Regions from separate parts of the Homo sapiens genome. Here region 1 is linked to region 2. The links are chromatin loops, found by intact Hi-C in ENCODE. Cell type or tissue: heart left ventricle. All regions are shown on one strand. Each heading gives the region's core, and the rest is flanking DNA. Links, peaks and the distances in the headings are about the cores only.

Evidence for each region. Peaks named below come from ENCODE experiments on the same cell type or tissue, not always from the same donor. Only the 100,000 strongest peaks of a DNase experiment are listed, where the experiment ranks them.
Region 1: it touches region 2 in a loop (2.8-fold over the local background); 19 of 110 quality-filtered maps call a loop at or near these places.

What each region holds. Positions count from the first base shown.
Region 1 is chr15:44,062,124-44,069,946 of GRCh38, forward strand. All of the region lies in intron 1 of FRMD5 (FERM domain containing 5), which reads right to left. It also overlaps the pseudogene GAPDHP55. Among named protein-coding and RNA genes, the nearest start is that of FRMD5, 130 kb to the right of the region's middle. RefSeq lists a silencer at 4,108-4,402. In heart left ventricle, for the core only: CTCF peaks have their summits at 4,287 (motif pointing left) and 4,492; no DNase peak of the experiment used is centred there.
Region 2 is chr15:43,869,196-43,877,018 of GRCh38, forward strand. FRMD5 (FERM domain containing 5) reads right to left here. Exons shown (of 14, transcript NM_032892.5): 14 at 1,569-5,267. The coding sequence ends at 4,690. It also overlaps the pseudogene PIN4P1. Among named protein-coding and RNA genes, the nearest start is that of WDR76, 46 kb to the left of the region's middle. In heart left ventricle, for the core only: a CTCF peak has its summit at 3,425 (motif pointing right); no DNase peak of the experiment used is centred there; H3K4me3 peaks cover 75 bases; H3K27ac peaks cover 259 bases.

The DNA.
Region 1 (7,823 bases), core at 2,961-5,460, 190 kb after region 2:
TGTCATTTATTTTCCTGATGTAAATAAAGACTTTATTTTCTTGTGTGGTGATGCCTTTTTACTTTGCAATAAACATTTTTGGCAGCAATAAACTTTAAAAAGTTCATGTTTATAAAAATTTAAGTCCCAAATTTCCTTCTCAAGTAAGTTGATTATGAATATGTATACCACACAAAATACTGTATCCACCATGGGGACCACAGAGATGTTACTTCCAATATTAAAACTAGAAGACACGGTCTTTCTGAAGAAGTATCAGTATTACTTCAAAAGTTAGTAGCTACAGGCTGGGCGCTGTGGCTCATGCCTGTAATCCCAGCACTTTAGGAGACCAAGGCAGGCGGATCACTTGAGACCAAGAGTTCGAAACCAGCCTGGCCAACATGGTGAAACCCCGTCTCTACTAAAAATACAAAAATTAGCCAGGCATGGTGGTGGGTGCCTATAATCCCAGCTACTCGGGAAGCTGAGGCAGAGAACTGCTTGAACCTGGGAGGCAGAGGCTGCAGTGAGCTAAGATTGCACCACTGTACCCCAGCCTGGGCAACAGAGTGAGACTCTGTCTCAAAAAAAAAAAAAAAAAAGTATATGGGAGAATGTACATAGGTTACATGCAAATACTATACCATTTATATAAGGGATTTTGGTATCCTCAATGGGTCCTGGAACCAATCCCCCCCAGATACAGAGGGACTACTGTAATTTTTTTTGTATAAGGAGTATGATAAAGGTTGAGGTTATTGCACAAGGATATCCAATTTTTCCTTGGTACCTTTGTTAAAAAAAATCAATTGACTGTATATATGTGGGTCCATTTCTGGACTCTCTATTCTGTTTCACTGATGAATATATCTATCCTTAAGCCTAAACCATACAATTTTGATTACTGGTGCTTTAAACTTAAAATCAATGACAGTGAAATCTCCAGCCTTTTCTTTTTCAAAATTGTTTTGGCTATTCTACGTTCTTTCCATTTCCACATGATTTCAGTTTGTCAGCTTCTTTTTTAAAAAAGCCAGCTAGGAAGAGTTTGTATAGAACTAGTACAACGTATAAGTAAATCTATCTAGGAATACAGTTTTATTTTTGGTTTTGAGATTTTAAACCATTAATTAAATTTCTTTAAAAGACATAGGACTACTCCAGTTATCTTTTTCTTCCTGGGTGAGCTTTGGTTGTTTATGTCTCTCAAGAAATGTCATTTCAGTTGTCAAATTTATTAGCATAAATTTATTCATGTATTTATGTATTTTAATATAAAACAGTCTAAAGTCCACCAATGTATAAAACAATTTTTCAAATAAATATTTTGAAAATTAGGCTTTCTGCTCCTCCCGTTTGACAACAGCATCTTCTTGTGCAGGGCCAGCTGCACCCCTGGGACACCATGGTGAAGGTGAAGGCCAGGGTAAATGAATTTAGTTGTACTGGTCACCTGGTCACCAGGGCTGCTTTTAACTCTGGCAAAGTGGATATTGTTGCCATCAATGATCCCTTTGTTGACCTCAACTACATGGTCTACATGTTCTAGTATGATTCCACCCATAGCAAGTTCCACAGCATCATCAAGCCTGAGAATGGGAAACTTGTCATCAATGGAAATGCCATCATCATCTTCCAAGAGAGAGATCCCACCAAAATCAAATGGGGTGATGCTGGCACTAATTACATCATGGAGTCCACTGGTGTCTTCACTACCATGAAGAAGGCTGGGACTCATTTAGACGGGGGAACCAAAAAGGTCATCATCTCTGCCCCCTCTGTCGACGTCCCCATGTTTGTAATGGGTGTGAACCATGAGAAGTACAAAAACGGCCTCAAGATTGTCAGTAATGCCTCCTGTACCACCAATTGCTCAGTTCCCCTGGCCAAGGTCATCCATGACAATTCTGGCATCATGGAAGAATTCATGACCACAGTCCATGCCATCACGGACACCCAGAAGACTGTGGATGGCCCCTCTGGGAAACTATGGCACAATGGCTGTGGAATTTTCCAGAACATCATGCTTGCATCTACTGGCACTGACAAGGCTGTGGGTAAGGTCATCCCTGAGCTGAACAGGAAGGTCACTGGCATGATCTTCCATGTCTCCCACCACCACTGTGTCTGTCAGTCATGGATCTGATCTGCTATCTAGAGAAACCTGGCAAATATAATGACATCAAGAAGGTAGTGAAACAGGCTACGTGCAGTAAAACTCATGCCTGTAATTCTAGCACTTTGGGAAGACGAGGTGGGTGGATCAGCTGAGGTCAGGAGTTCAAGACCAGCCTGACCAACATTGAGAAACCCCGTCCCTACTAAAAATACAAAATTAGCTGGGCGTGGTGGCGCATGCCTGTAATCCAGGTACTCTGGAGGCTGAGGCAGGAGAATTGCTTGAACTCGGGATGCGGAGGGTGTGATGAGCCGAGATCTCGTCATTGCACTCCATCTTGGGCGACAAGAGTGAACTCTGTCTCAAAAAAACAAAACAAAACAAAACACATTGCCTCTACCTCCCCCTTTAGAGGAGCTTAGAAAAAATAAAAGTGAAAAAATCCTACTGAAATAATATCAGAAAGCACACTGTAGTCTTATATTACCTCCATTTCAAATCCAACTTTCAGAAAAGGAAGAAAACTATTTTGGGTAACCAAATAACAAGTCCCTTTTAAGTCCCAGAATTTAAAGATCACTGAAAAATGAAAATTATGTCTTGTACTCAAGATGCTCTGGAAATTATTTTTGAATTCCCACACCATTATCATTAATGGACACCAGCTGTGGGCTCACAGTATCATGGGTATATTACACAATAAAAACATAGACAGGATGTCACTGCACATATGCCATGCACACAGCTTGGTTCTAACTAGCATCACTGAGAATAGACATTTATTAAAGAAGATAGTGTAGCGGTTAAGAGCACAGGCTCTGGAGTCAGACCACCTGGGTTCCAATCTTGGCTCAGCCACCTATGCAATGTGTGACCTTGGGCAAATTATTTAAGTCCCATTTCTTCCTTTGAAATAACTCACAAAGTTGCTATGAGAATTAAACGAAATAATGAATATACAGTACTTAGTATAGTGTCTACCCCTTAGTAAGCACTCAATAAATATTAAGGATTATCACTATTGGTACTACTGAATAATTATAATGGTAAAGAGGTCCTGGTAGGACTAGGGTTTACAAAAATATATGGCACAGTTTCTCAGCTTTCAAGAACTTACAATTTAGAAATCAATTCAAAAAGCCCAAAAGGAAGGGGTAATGAAGGAAGGAAAAATAATGAAGAGTATCATTTTCCTATTAAGACCTGAAAGTTAATAAAACAAAATCACTTTAAGTCACCCAACCCAAACAGGTAAATATTTAATCGATTTAGTGTCATTTGAACACTCAACAGAGTTAATAACACTATGCATATGATGGAGGTTGAGTACGATCTAGTACACAGGTTGACTTAGACAGTTTAATATAAAAGTTTGGGACTGGGTTTATCCTTGAGAATATATTGATTTTGGTCATGATATTGATTTCATGACCCACCCATCCTTAAAGAGCCAGCTGAGAGACTGCTACCACCTACCAACCAGCTAACAGTAGTCAATAAGCATATAAACTGACCTACATTTTGTAAGAAATATTTTTAACTTTAAAGGTCAACTTATATGCAGTGCTTTAGAGTTTACAAAGTTCCTGCACTCATTACTTTTTATCTCCATAATTGGGAGATGAACATGACATCCTTCACAACAATTCTAGGGCCTTCATTCAAAACAGATGATACAGTTTGTCAGATAAGGTGACTTTATATCATTTTACTCAACCAGTTCCACTTTTTTTTTACTCTTAATGTTTTGAGATTAAAGAGTAAATATGCTATGCACTGATTGTTTTTCAAAAACAAAACTGACATTCAGAAAAATGAGGTTTTCAACTCCAGGTGCTCTGATTTGCTGTAAAGCTAAAGCATAAATTACCTTCTCAGTTTCACCTCCCACTGTCTACCCCATGTTTTCTGCTTTATCTTTTCAAGATTTTTCTCCACAGATGTAGGTGTCCAGGTTCTTGTTTTCAATTTAAATCAAAATAATTCAAGAAATACTCAATTCAATAAATCAATTCAAGAAATACCTACTAGCTCTACTAGCTCTGGGTGGCTGCTGGAGAGGTCCACAGATAGGTAAGTCTCTGCCTTCACAGAATTCACAATCTACTTTCAAAAGCTATAATACGAGGTCAAATAGTAAGGGCCACACAGTCGTTTACGATGTGATAGGGATTCAAAGATTGGAGAGCGCCCTCTGGTGGAAGGGGAAGAGATGATCAACAGAGACTTCAAGGCATTTAAATTTTACACAGAATTTCCATAGGAAGAACTGAAGGAAGACAGGCATTCTGGGGAAAAGGCATTACGCAGGAAACTAGTGGCAAGGGGGTGTTCACGGAAAAATGAGTTGTTCAGATCTATCAGAGTTGAGAGAACATGTTATGAAGGGCTTTGAATATTAGGCTGGGAGGTCCTATAGATAACTCGATATTAAATGAGTCATCAAAGTTTTTAGGCAGGAGAGTTAGGTGATAAGAACTTTACTTTGGGAAGATTCATCTGATAGAAAGTGTGTAAGAAGAGTCCAAGGGGAGACTTTGGAGTTGGAGGCCACTGAGAGGGTTACTACAATATTTTAGACGAAGTGAAACTGCTCTTTCAAGATTAAAAGTAAAGGGAAGGAGTCAGAGAGGTTGGTAGCTTAAAGGAAAAATAAAATTGGGCAAAGCTCCCCCTCAGTTCTTTTCCTTAAAGGGGCAACAAAGACCTGAGATTGTATGAAGGCAGAAAAGAAAGATTAGTAGAGAACAAAATATTATTGATGCTAGTGGGGAGAAAAAGATCAATCACTGAATTAAAGTCCAAGAAGAAGAGGGATGGAATGGACCAGGTGGAGGTATTCATTTTGAAAAGGAAAATTCCCGTAATTCAAAAGAAAGAGAGTATAAAAGGGAAAAGAGTGAAAATACATGGAAACTTATTGAGACAGAGGAAGTTGAAGAATTTATGGCAAATAATCTCAACTTTCTCAGAGAATAGGAGGCAAGCTCATTTGCATGGAGAACTGGGGAGAGACTAGGTATGTGCCATGAATTAGGTGTACTTAGAAAAGACATTGAGAGGGATATAATCATGAGCAAAAAAGTACTGGTTAAAATATTGCTTAGACACCAAAGTAAATGCAACCAAATAAAAAATAGTTAAAATGGTCATATTCAAAATGTAAAGACTTTTGTGCTTCAGAGGACACTGACTTAATCAGTGTTAGGCTGCTATAACAAAATACCATAGACTGAGTAGTTTATAAACAGTATAATTTATTGCTTACAGTTCTGGAAGCTAGAAGTCCAAGATCAAGGCACCAGCAGATTTGGTGTCTGGTGAGGGCCTGTTCCTCATGGATCATGCCGTGTTGCTGCATCCTCAGAGGGTGGAGGGCAGAGACAAGCCCCTTGAGCCTCTTTTATAGGCATACTAATCCCATTCATGATGGTGGAGCCCTCATGACCTAATCACGCCTAAAGGCCCCAACTCTTAATACTACAGCATTGGGGATTATTTCCAATATATAAATTTGAGGGAAATATCAACATTCAGACCATAGCAGACACTACCAAAAAAGTGAAAACACAACCCACAGAATGAGAGAAAATATTTGCAAATTTGATATCTGATAATCATCTGGCACCCAGAATATACAAAGAACTCTTAAAACTCAGCAATGAAAAACCAAATAATGCAATTTAAAAATAGGCAAAGATTGAAACAGATATTTCTTCAAGTAAATACAAATGGCCAATAAGCACATGTAAAGATGCTCAACATCATTTATCATTAAAGAAATGCAAATCAAAAACACAGTGAACTATTCCTTACCTACCAGGATGGTCATAGTAAAAAACACAAATGGACATAATAAAAAATAACAAGTGTTGCTAAGAGTGCAAAGAAACTGGAACTCTCACATATTGCTGGTGGTAATATAAAATGGTTCAGCCATTTTGGGAAACAGTTTGGCAGTTTCTCAAACAGTTAAATATAGAGTTACCATATAACCCAGCAATTAATTTCATTCCTATATACCCAAGAGAAATGAAAACATATAGCCACACAAACTTGCGCACAAATGTTCATAGCAGCATTATACATGATAGCCAAAAAGTGGAAGCAACTTAAATGTCTATCACTTGATGAATGAGTAAAGAAAATGTGGGATATCCATATAATTGAATATTATTTGCCATAAAAATGAAGTACTAACATTAATACATGCTGCAGTATGGATGAATCTTTAAAACATTATGCTAAATGAAAAAAGCCAGACACAAAAGGCCACTTAGTGCAGAATTCCGTTTATATGAAATGTCCACAATAGGCAATTTGATAGAGAAAGAAAGCAGATTAGTGGTTTCCAGGGGCTGAGGGAATGGGAAAATGGGAGAGTGCAGAGTGACTGCTAATGGGTACGAGATTCCTTTTTTGCAGTGATAAAAATGTTCTGAAATTACATACTGGTGATGTTTGTACAACTTTATGAATACTAAAACCCACTGATTTGTATACTTTAAACAGGCAAATTTTATGACATGTGAATCTTGTGTTGAAAAGATTGCTAGCAAGTTTAGATGACCTGTATTTTGTTCCAGATCTATTCAGAATGGAATCATGATTTTCTCAGGCTACAACACATCATAGAAGTCAGATGTGAGGGTTACTGTGAATAAGGTATTGGGAAGGCAGGAAGGCAGAGTCAAGGAATGAATAGCACATTGCTGAAATTGATATCTATAAAGCCCAGGCTCTTTCAAAATCCAATAATAAAAACACAAACAATCCAATTAGAAAATAGGCAAAAGACATACAAAGACATTTCACCAAAGAGGATATACTGATGGCAAATAAGTACATGAAAAGATGTTCAATAACATTAGCATTAAGGAAAGGCAACTTAAAACCATGAAATATCACTACACACCTATCAGGATGGCTAAAATAAAAAATAGTGACAACACCAAATGCTGGCAAGGATGCAAAGAAACTGAATTATTCACACATTGTCAGTGGGAATGTAAAATGGTACAGCCACTCTGGGAAACAGTTTGGCAGTTTCTTACAAATCTAAACATGAAACTACCACATAACCTAGCATTACATTCCTAGGCATTTATCCCAAAGAAATGAAAACCTATGCTCACACAAAAACCTTTACACAAATGTTCATAACAGCTTTATTCATAATAGCTGAAAACTGGAAGCAATCCAGATGTACTTCAACAGGTAAAGGTTAAACAAACTGTTATACCATGGAATACTACTCAGCAATAAAAAAAAAACTGTTGATACACTCAACAACCTACATTAATCTTCAGGAAATTATGTGGAGTGAAAAAAATCCCAAAAGGTTATAAATGGTATGATTCAATTTATATGACATTCTTGAGATGACTAAATTATAGAAATGGGGAAAGGATTAGTAGTTGCCAAGTGTCAAGGATGAGAGGGTGAGAGGTGTCTATAAAAGGCAATAGGAGGGATCATCATGGTGACGGAAATGTTCTACATCCTGACTGCAAGCATCATTGTCAGTATCTTGACTATGATATTGTGCTGCAGTTTTGCAAGATGTTACCATAGGGAAAAACTGGGTAAAAGATACATAGGCTCTCCTCTTTGTATTATTTCTTACAACTGCATGTAAATCTACAATTATCTCAGTTTAATTTTTAAAAAATAGCTCAGGTTAAGGGGGAGGCAAGACAAATCAAAATCTGGCATGCAGTTT
Region 2 (7,823 bases), core at 2,454-4,953:
TGACTTAGTACATTTCCCCCTGCTTTTTAGTAGGGTGTTGATGGCTAGAAATAACAAGACAGCAGATTGTATTTTGACTTATTTGGCTGTAAATACTTGGATTTTCAAATGAAAAGGTAGAATTTATGAGGAAGATAACATTTAGTACACTTACACGGAGCTGAAGAACAAAACATTTTATGATACATTTTCCCCAAAATGGAAACTGGGCAAGAGGAAATTTATTAAAAGGGTGCTTTGCTTGTTTTACTCCATTCCATCAGCAGGTCGTAGGGGTCTGAAGAGGAAGCCTGTTCATGAGCTAAAACCAAAAGTGTGTTCAGGTGCAGAGGAGCTAGATTGTGCTAGAGGAACCCAAAGCAGAGGGAGTAGGGACTAGAGTCCTACAGGGGTGTGTGCACAGGTAGTTCTTGATAAGCTGTCAGCAGAAGGGAGGCTGCTGTGAATCGGCAGGGCCACGGGAAGCCACCCAGGTCCAGTGTTTCTTGTGCTTTTTACTCTTTGGATCACTTCAAGCAAAATCTTATGTCATAAAAACAAAAAATTCCGCTGGGGATAGGGTGCTAGATAGCATTTTTTAGGTAGTGGGTACCTCTGAAATTTGGAGGTAACATAGCCTGATTGGTGTTTAGGAGGATGATCTGGCAACAGAAATGGGAGAGTGGAGGGCAGGCAGAATTGAAAAGACAAAGATTAGGTAAGAAGCTAGCACAGTGGACCAAGCCCCCATTATCACCTCTTATCCTCATGGAATTTAGAAGACCATTTCCAATTCCGTAGCCACAGAGTGATGGTTACATAATCAGATGAGATAATGCTATAGGGATATATTTTGTAAATATGTGGTGGTGGTATCATTGTAGTTCCTTCTTAGAAAGTATTTTCTGTGCTCCCACTTACTCCAGGCTTGAGTAAGAACAGCAGACCAGAAGGTGGACAATCTGGGTTCTAGTTTGGACTCTACCACTATGTAATCTTGGGAAAATCACTTAGTCTTCTTGGTTTTCCTCATCAGAAAAATACCCAATTCACTTTAAAATTATTACATATATAGCTTCTCAGTTTTTTTTTTTTTTTTTTTTTTTGATGTGGAGTCTTGCTCTGTCACCCAGGCTGGAGTGTAGTGGTGTGATCTCAGCTCACTGCAACCTCCGCCTCCCAGGTTCAAGCGATTCTCCTACCTTAGCCTCCTGAGTAGCTGGAATTATAGGCGCCCGCCACCACACCTGGCTAATTTTTGTATTTTTAGTAGAGACGGGGGTTTCACCACGTTGGTCGGGCTGGTCTTGAACTCCTGACCTCGTGATCCTCCCGACTTGGCCTCCCAAAGGGCTGGGATTACAGGCGTGAGCCACTGTGCCTGGCCGCTTCTCAGTTTCTAACAGTATTTATCTGGGGGTAAGGACAAGGATAATAGGTGGATACAAGCAAAATAATTATGTTATATGATCCAAGTGAATAGTAGTCAGCTGTGTAAATCCCACCAGTATCCTTTTATCTATGTGTTAGTAACTTTAAGGGAGGAAAAGTAAGACAGGCTATTATTAAAGAAAGAGCCCACTCTTCCATGATATTTAAATATTTATTTAAGTTTAAAAATAATCTTCATGGCACCAATGATTTTATGCTAACTACATACTGCATATGTAGAAAAAAGTACATTGCTTTGAAGGAAAATGTAACTTAAGAGTTTTTGGCACACAGAAGGTTAACAACTATATATTTTTAAATGTATCTAAGAAATTCACATTTGCAGGTAGTTTACCCTCTACTGCTTAAAGATGCAGTATGCTATTCTTTAGTAAGAGTTTTATTTCCTGATAGATGAAGCTATGAAAACCATTGCTTTTTCTACAATGAGATAAACTAATTTTGAGAGAAAATGAGAGACATGTTAGAACACAGTATAACCAGGTTAAAAACTTGAACAATTTTTAAAGGTGGAGATATACCAAAAAAGACTAGTCACCAATCAAAGGAGGTTTATTATTCAAGCACTATTTGAAAAGCAAACTGAAGGAAACTTTTCTATCCATATTTTCTGGGATGAGCCCTGGAAAAAAACAACCCTAAAGTTTCTGTTTACAGAGCAAAATTTAGCTGTTAGAAATGGCATAGACTACTGTACTGTTAGAACTCTAGACACAAGGAACATACTAGGATATGGAATACTGCATCTGTCTCTAATGTGAATATGAAAGGTCAGAGTTGAGGCTATCACTCACTGCATAGAAACACCAGATTCTACAAACTGAGGTAGGAGCACTACACTAAAAGGTAATCTTCTATGTTGCATAAGACAGTAGATACCAGGTGGACACCAGCCCCCTGTCTCCTGACAGCCTTTTCATCTCTGGGTCTACTTTTCACGTTAGTCCTGTGCTAAATAAAGCCTTTGCTATGTAGATGACAAGTGGCAGTGGCTAGTTGATTTTAACTGACCCCTAATCTCTACTAGGATCTCCTTCGGTTTGTATTGTCACTCGATAAATAGATGTTTATAATTCTGCCTAAATTGTTGCTGGTATGAAAATGGTCAGAGAAGCCCTCTTCCCTTCTTAGATTCCAGCTGTGTTTTAGCATTCCAGTATTTGATCTTGCCCATTTGGCATCAGACATCTCTTTGCTGGTTAGTTGTTCAAGCACCCTTTAAACAAGCAACCCTAGTGCCTCCACTGGGAAGAGGTCCCAGATCTTTGATACATGTCAGGCATGGAAACAGAGCTGACTGACCCTCTTCTGCTAACATACTGGTAAGGATCAGTTTTATTGTCTAGAGCAGGATTGGCGTATTATGGCCTGTAGGCTAAATTCAGCTCACTGTTTTCATAAAGTTTTATTGGAACACAGCCATGTTCCTTCATTTACAAATTATCTGTGGCTGTTTTTGTGCTGTGATGGCAGAATTGAGCAGTTGTGACACAGTATGGCGTGCTAAACCAAAATATTTACTGTGTAGCACTTGACATAAGTTGATTGACCTCTGGTCCAGATGAAAGGATGTCTTTAAAATTATGCAAATCTCTCCCTAAGAACCCCAATTATTCCACAGTTGTCATATTGTAAACATGGACATGGTTCTACCATCTCGGGGGACAAAATAGGGGAGGTCAAGTCTACAAGTGACTTGTTCTGTTCTGCGTTTGGGGCTGTCCAATTAGGGTATCAGCAGCTGCTCTACTTTTGTGTGGGTCCAGGAATATGTCCATTGACCACCCTTAAATAAGCCCTCAAGCCCCAGATGACTTAGAAATCTCTCCCTGAGATGAAAACAGGATCTTGTGTGTGATTGGTTTTAGAGTTGAAGAGCTTGGGCCTAGGATCCCACACTCGCCCTTCATATGCCTGTGCTGCGTGCTTCGAGGACTTCCCTCTGCAAGGATGGTGATGCTTTCCTAGAACTTATGCAGAGGATGACCCTAGGGGGCAGCATTTCTACATCTAAGTGTTGGTCTCTGCCACGGTCACATTCTGTGTTTTGTAGGCATCTCTTAGAAATCTATTTTAAAAGATTCTTTTCCTGGTCCCTTCTAAGGCTGTTGATCTTGGAATTCTATTTTCTGAAGCTTTTCATTCTCAGGATCAGTTTCTTTCTTGCATCGTTTAGTTCATCAGGCTCTATTTTCTTAATCCATAAAGTAAAAACAAAATATGAATTGTTAAGAAAATAACATTTCGTTGTTAAAATATAAATTGAAATAGTCTTTGGGTCAAGGGGGTGTATATAAAATAAGCACTGCTATCCAAATCTCAACAGTCTCTCAGGTAACTTAACTCTGCTTTCTCTTAACTACACTTTGTCCAACATTTCTGACAGAACTATCTATCTCTGGTACCACTGAATTCGTTTAACGCCCCTGGAGCACTATAAAAGTCTTGAGGTTCTTCGGAAAAAAAAAATCACGTTAAGTCTAGTTTCATTATACAAAACTATGGTGATGCCCACTAGGCTCTAGACTAAGGGGACAGACTTACCCCACCCCTGATGCTGCTGTTGCTGTAGCGGTGGTCCCTTCAGATGCCCACTCTGCTCAGATTTGAAAAAACAAAAGGAAAAGAAAATCCAACTCAGACCATCATAAGAAGCAACTTTCCATTTAATCATTCTACATGGATGTTTACTTTTTTAAAAGTTCTGGCTGGCAAAAAAAACAAACAAAAAACTAAACAGTCCCCATTGTCCAGATCCCTGGCCTGCCCTGCTGAGGCTGCAGTGATGAGTCTACTGGAACCCAGTGGCACCAGCAGGAAAAGCTCCTGCAGAATACAGAGGACAGCAGCTCTCTAGTTTTCAACTAGTGTCCCCTCTGCTAGGTGATACTACTGCAATAATCAGTAATAGTAAAATAAATTATTTTTATTTGATACTTCAAAATAATATACATCTATGAAAAATCAAAATTCAAAACCAAAAATTATCCTGCAAATTGGAAAGATGAGAAACAGAGTCGCTGAGCCTTTCTTGAAATAACTTCTGAAGAAAATGAGTTTTCCCAGTTTGTTTAGACAGGGCATGAGCCTATCCCTTTCTTCTTCTGGGAAACACCCTCCTAGGCTGCAGTGGACTTTGAGTCATGAGAGGAGGACTTGGTATATGTGCCGATGGTTCCGCGATGGGTCCCATTGCTGGGAATGGGTAGCCGGGTTCCTTGGTCCACCTGGCTAGTTTTTGGGAGGAGTCATGCCTTCTCAGGTGTCAATGAGCAGGCTCACCACTGAGCGGATTTTGCAGGCAAACCATCGCCTGAGGGGACAAAAGTATTGATAGTGGAATTGTTCAAACTCGGGGGTCTGGCGGATATCACGGAAAAAGGCAATGTCAAGGTCAGACTCGGTAAGGATGATCAGGAGGAGGAGCAAAACAAAGAGGAGTCCCATGGTCACAAGGAGCAAACGGAGGACACTTAGAACAAACTTATTCACCTGTTCCTCCTCGGGCCCGCTGTGCCCCTGACACAGGGCCCTCAGCTCTCCCCCAAGGGCCTCCACCTCTGTAGCAGTTGGGGTGCTGGCTTCAGATTCCTTCTCCTCCTCAATGCTGCAGGTGGCTCCATTGATCTGCCGGGAAAGCAACATCAGCTCCAGGCTGTGCTCAGCCACAGGGGTGGGCAGCACGCTGTCTGCAGGGCTGTAGGCCTCGTCTGCAATCACAGCTACTCGCTCATTGCTATCTGTCCGGCTGCTTCTCACGTGAGGCAGGAAGGTGTCCCCATGGGAAGTGGAACGCACTGGTGTGGAATGGGCACTGTCCCGTAAGGACTCTAGGCCTAGAAAGGCAAAAGGAACATGAGTAGGCTGTGTCCCAATGCACCCTTTGCTTTCCAGTAGCACCCATTGTGTTTTATTGGGTACCATTCTGCACACCCACATGACCAGCAGCAGTAGCCACTGCACTCTATTTTGATATATCGAGAAGACGACAGGCCGGGTATGGTGGCTTACACCTGTCATCTCAGCACTTTGGGAGGCCGAGATGGGTGGATCGCTTGAGGTCAGGAGTTCCAGACCAGCCTGGCCAACGTGGTGAAACCCCATCTCAACTAAAAATACAAAAATCAGCCGGGCCTGGTGGCACATGCCTGTAATCCCAGTTACTTGGTGGGCTGAGGCAGGAGAATCGCTTGAACCCGGGAGGCGGAGGTTGCAGTGAGCTGAGATCGCACTATTACACTCCATCCTCGGCAACAGAGTGAGTAAGATTCCATCTTAAAAAAAAGAAAAAGGCTGGGCGTGGTGCCTCATGCCTGTAATCCCAGCACTTTGGGAGGCCAAGGCGGGCGGATCATGAGGTAAGGAGTTCGAGACCAGCCTGGCCAACATGGTGAAACCCCGTCTGTACTAAAAATACAAAAATCAGCCACGTGTGGTGGCGGGCATCTGTAATCCCAGCTACTCAGGAGGGGAGGCAGGAGAACTGCTTGAACTTGGGAGGCAGAGGTTATAGTTAGCAGAGATCGTGCCACTGCACTCCAGCCTGGGTGACAGAGCAAGACTCTGCCTCGGGGCGAGGAGGAAGCCAGGTGTGGTAGTGCATGCCTGTTGTCCCAGCTACTTTGTAGGGGGGCAGATTGCTTGAGCCTGGGAGGTCAAAGCTGCAGTAAACCAAGATCACACCACTGCATTCCAACCTGAGCAACAGAGAAAGACTGTCTCAAAAAAAAAAAAAAAATATATATATATATATATATATATATATATGTATGTATGAAACAAGAGAAGGCACAGAAATCACAGTGGCCATTTTAGAAGAGTTTTTCTTTGCTTTTTGCTTACGGTTTTGGCCTAGTTTGTGTGTGTTTTGAGATGGAGTCTTACTCTGTCGCCCAGGTTGGAATGCAGTGGTGCAATCTCAGCTCACTACAACTTCTGCCTCCCGGGTTCCAGCGATTCTTGTGTCTCAGCCTTCTGAGTAGCTGGGAATACAGGTGTCTGCCACCACACCCAGCTAATTTTTTTATTTTGAGTAGAGACGGGGTTTTGCCATTTTGGCCAGGCTGGTCTAGAACTCCTGGCCTCCCAAAGTGCTGGGATTATAGGTGTGAGCCACCGCACCCAGCCCCTAATTTGTTAAAGATTCTGCCTTTCTTGCCTTTGGTGTCCTGGGCCTAGTTTTTTTTTTTTTTTTTTTTTTTCTTTCAGTCTTTCATATGATTTTATTTTCTTCCTTCAACCATAATAATATGATATCCAAATTTTGTCTTAACTGCTGGGTCTGTAAACACAGGCTTATCCATCACACTTATAGGCAAGGCAAATGCTGCTTCTTGAAATGGTCCCACCATGGACCCTCTGGTCATCCAACCCAAGACGCCCCCTTGCCTGGCTTTATCTTCACTATATTGTGTGGCCACTTCATTGAATCTCATCCCAGACTTTAACTTTTCCATGGCTTCCATGATTTTGCCATGTTTTTCCCATAGAATGTGTCTGACCTTTACTGCATTGCCACCACCTTTGGGACCTTGAGCCTTCTTGTCAGCACTGTCACTCCCAGAGGCTGCACCCCCTTTCCCCGCTTTTCCAGAACCACTTTTTCCTTTGGGCGGCATCTTGGAAGCTTGTTGTTGAACTCTGAACTCTGGGCCTGGTTTTTACCCCAGTTTGAAAGAATCTGAATTCCAAACTACCCCTGATGCAGAGCTGGGACCACGGTTTGAGTCTCAAGTCTGCCTGTTGGGTGGAGGGCTTTAAGAGGCAGGAATGGGCCAGACACGATGGCTCCCATCTGTAATCCCAGCACTTTGGGAGGCCAAGGCAGGTGGATCACTTGAGCCAAAGGGTTCAAGACCAGGCTGGGCAACATAGACACTGTAACTATAAAATTTTTAATAAAAGAGAGGTAGGAATGGGGAGAAGGGGAATATGTCATGCCTAACTGGGTTTCATCAAATACCGAATATCCTTGTAAAAACCCAGCATACAGCATCTTGAGCTTATAAGGTCAATATTTTTGGATTTCTGCAGCTGCTCTCAGTCTCTTCAGCCTCCGTTCTAGCTGTTCTGACTTTGTGGAATGATGGGGTAGAAACTCTCTCTGCTCTTCTTGAGGGGGCATGGGAGTAGTCCCTGGCCAGCTCCCTCTCTTTTCCTCTGAGAAGGAGCTGGGTCTAGAATAGGCTGAAAAGCTCCCCTATCTTTAGACACTTCAGAGCACAAAACAGTTTGAGAAGATCTTGTTGCGGGGGTGGATTTCTCTTACATTTGGTAGGAGGAAGGGGTATTCTATCCCCTAAAACTACCCATTATCTCTTCTCTCTTCCCAAGGTTCTCACAGGACTCAAGCCCTGGCAGGGAAAACAGGAGCTGGTTACACTCTCAACTGA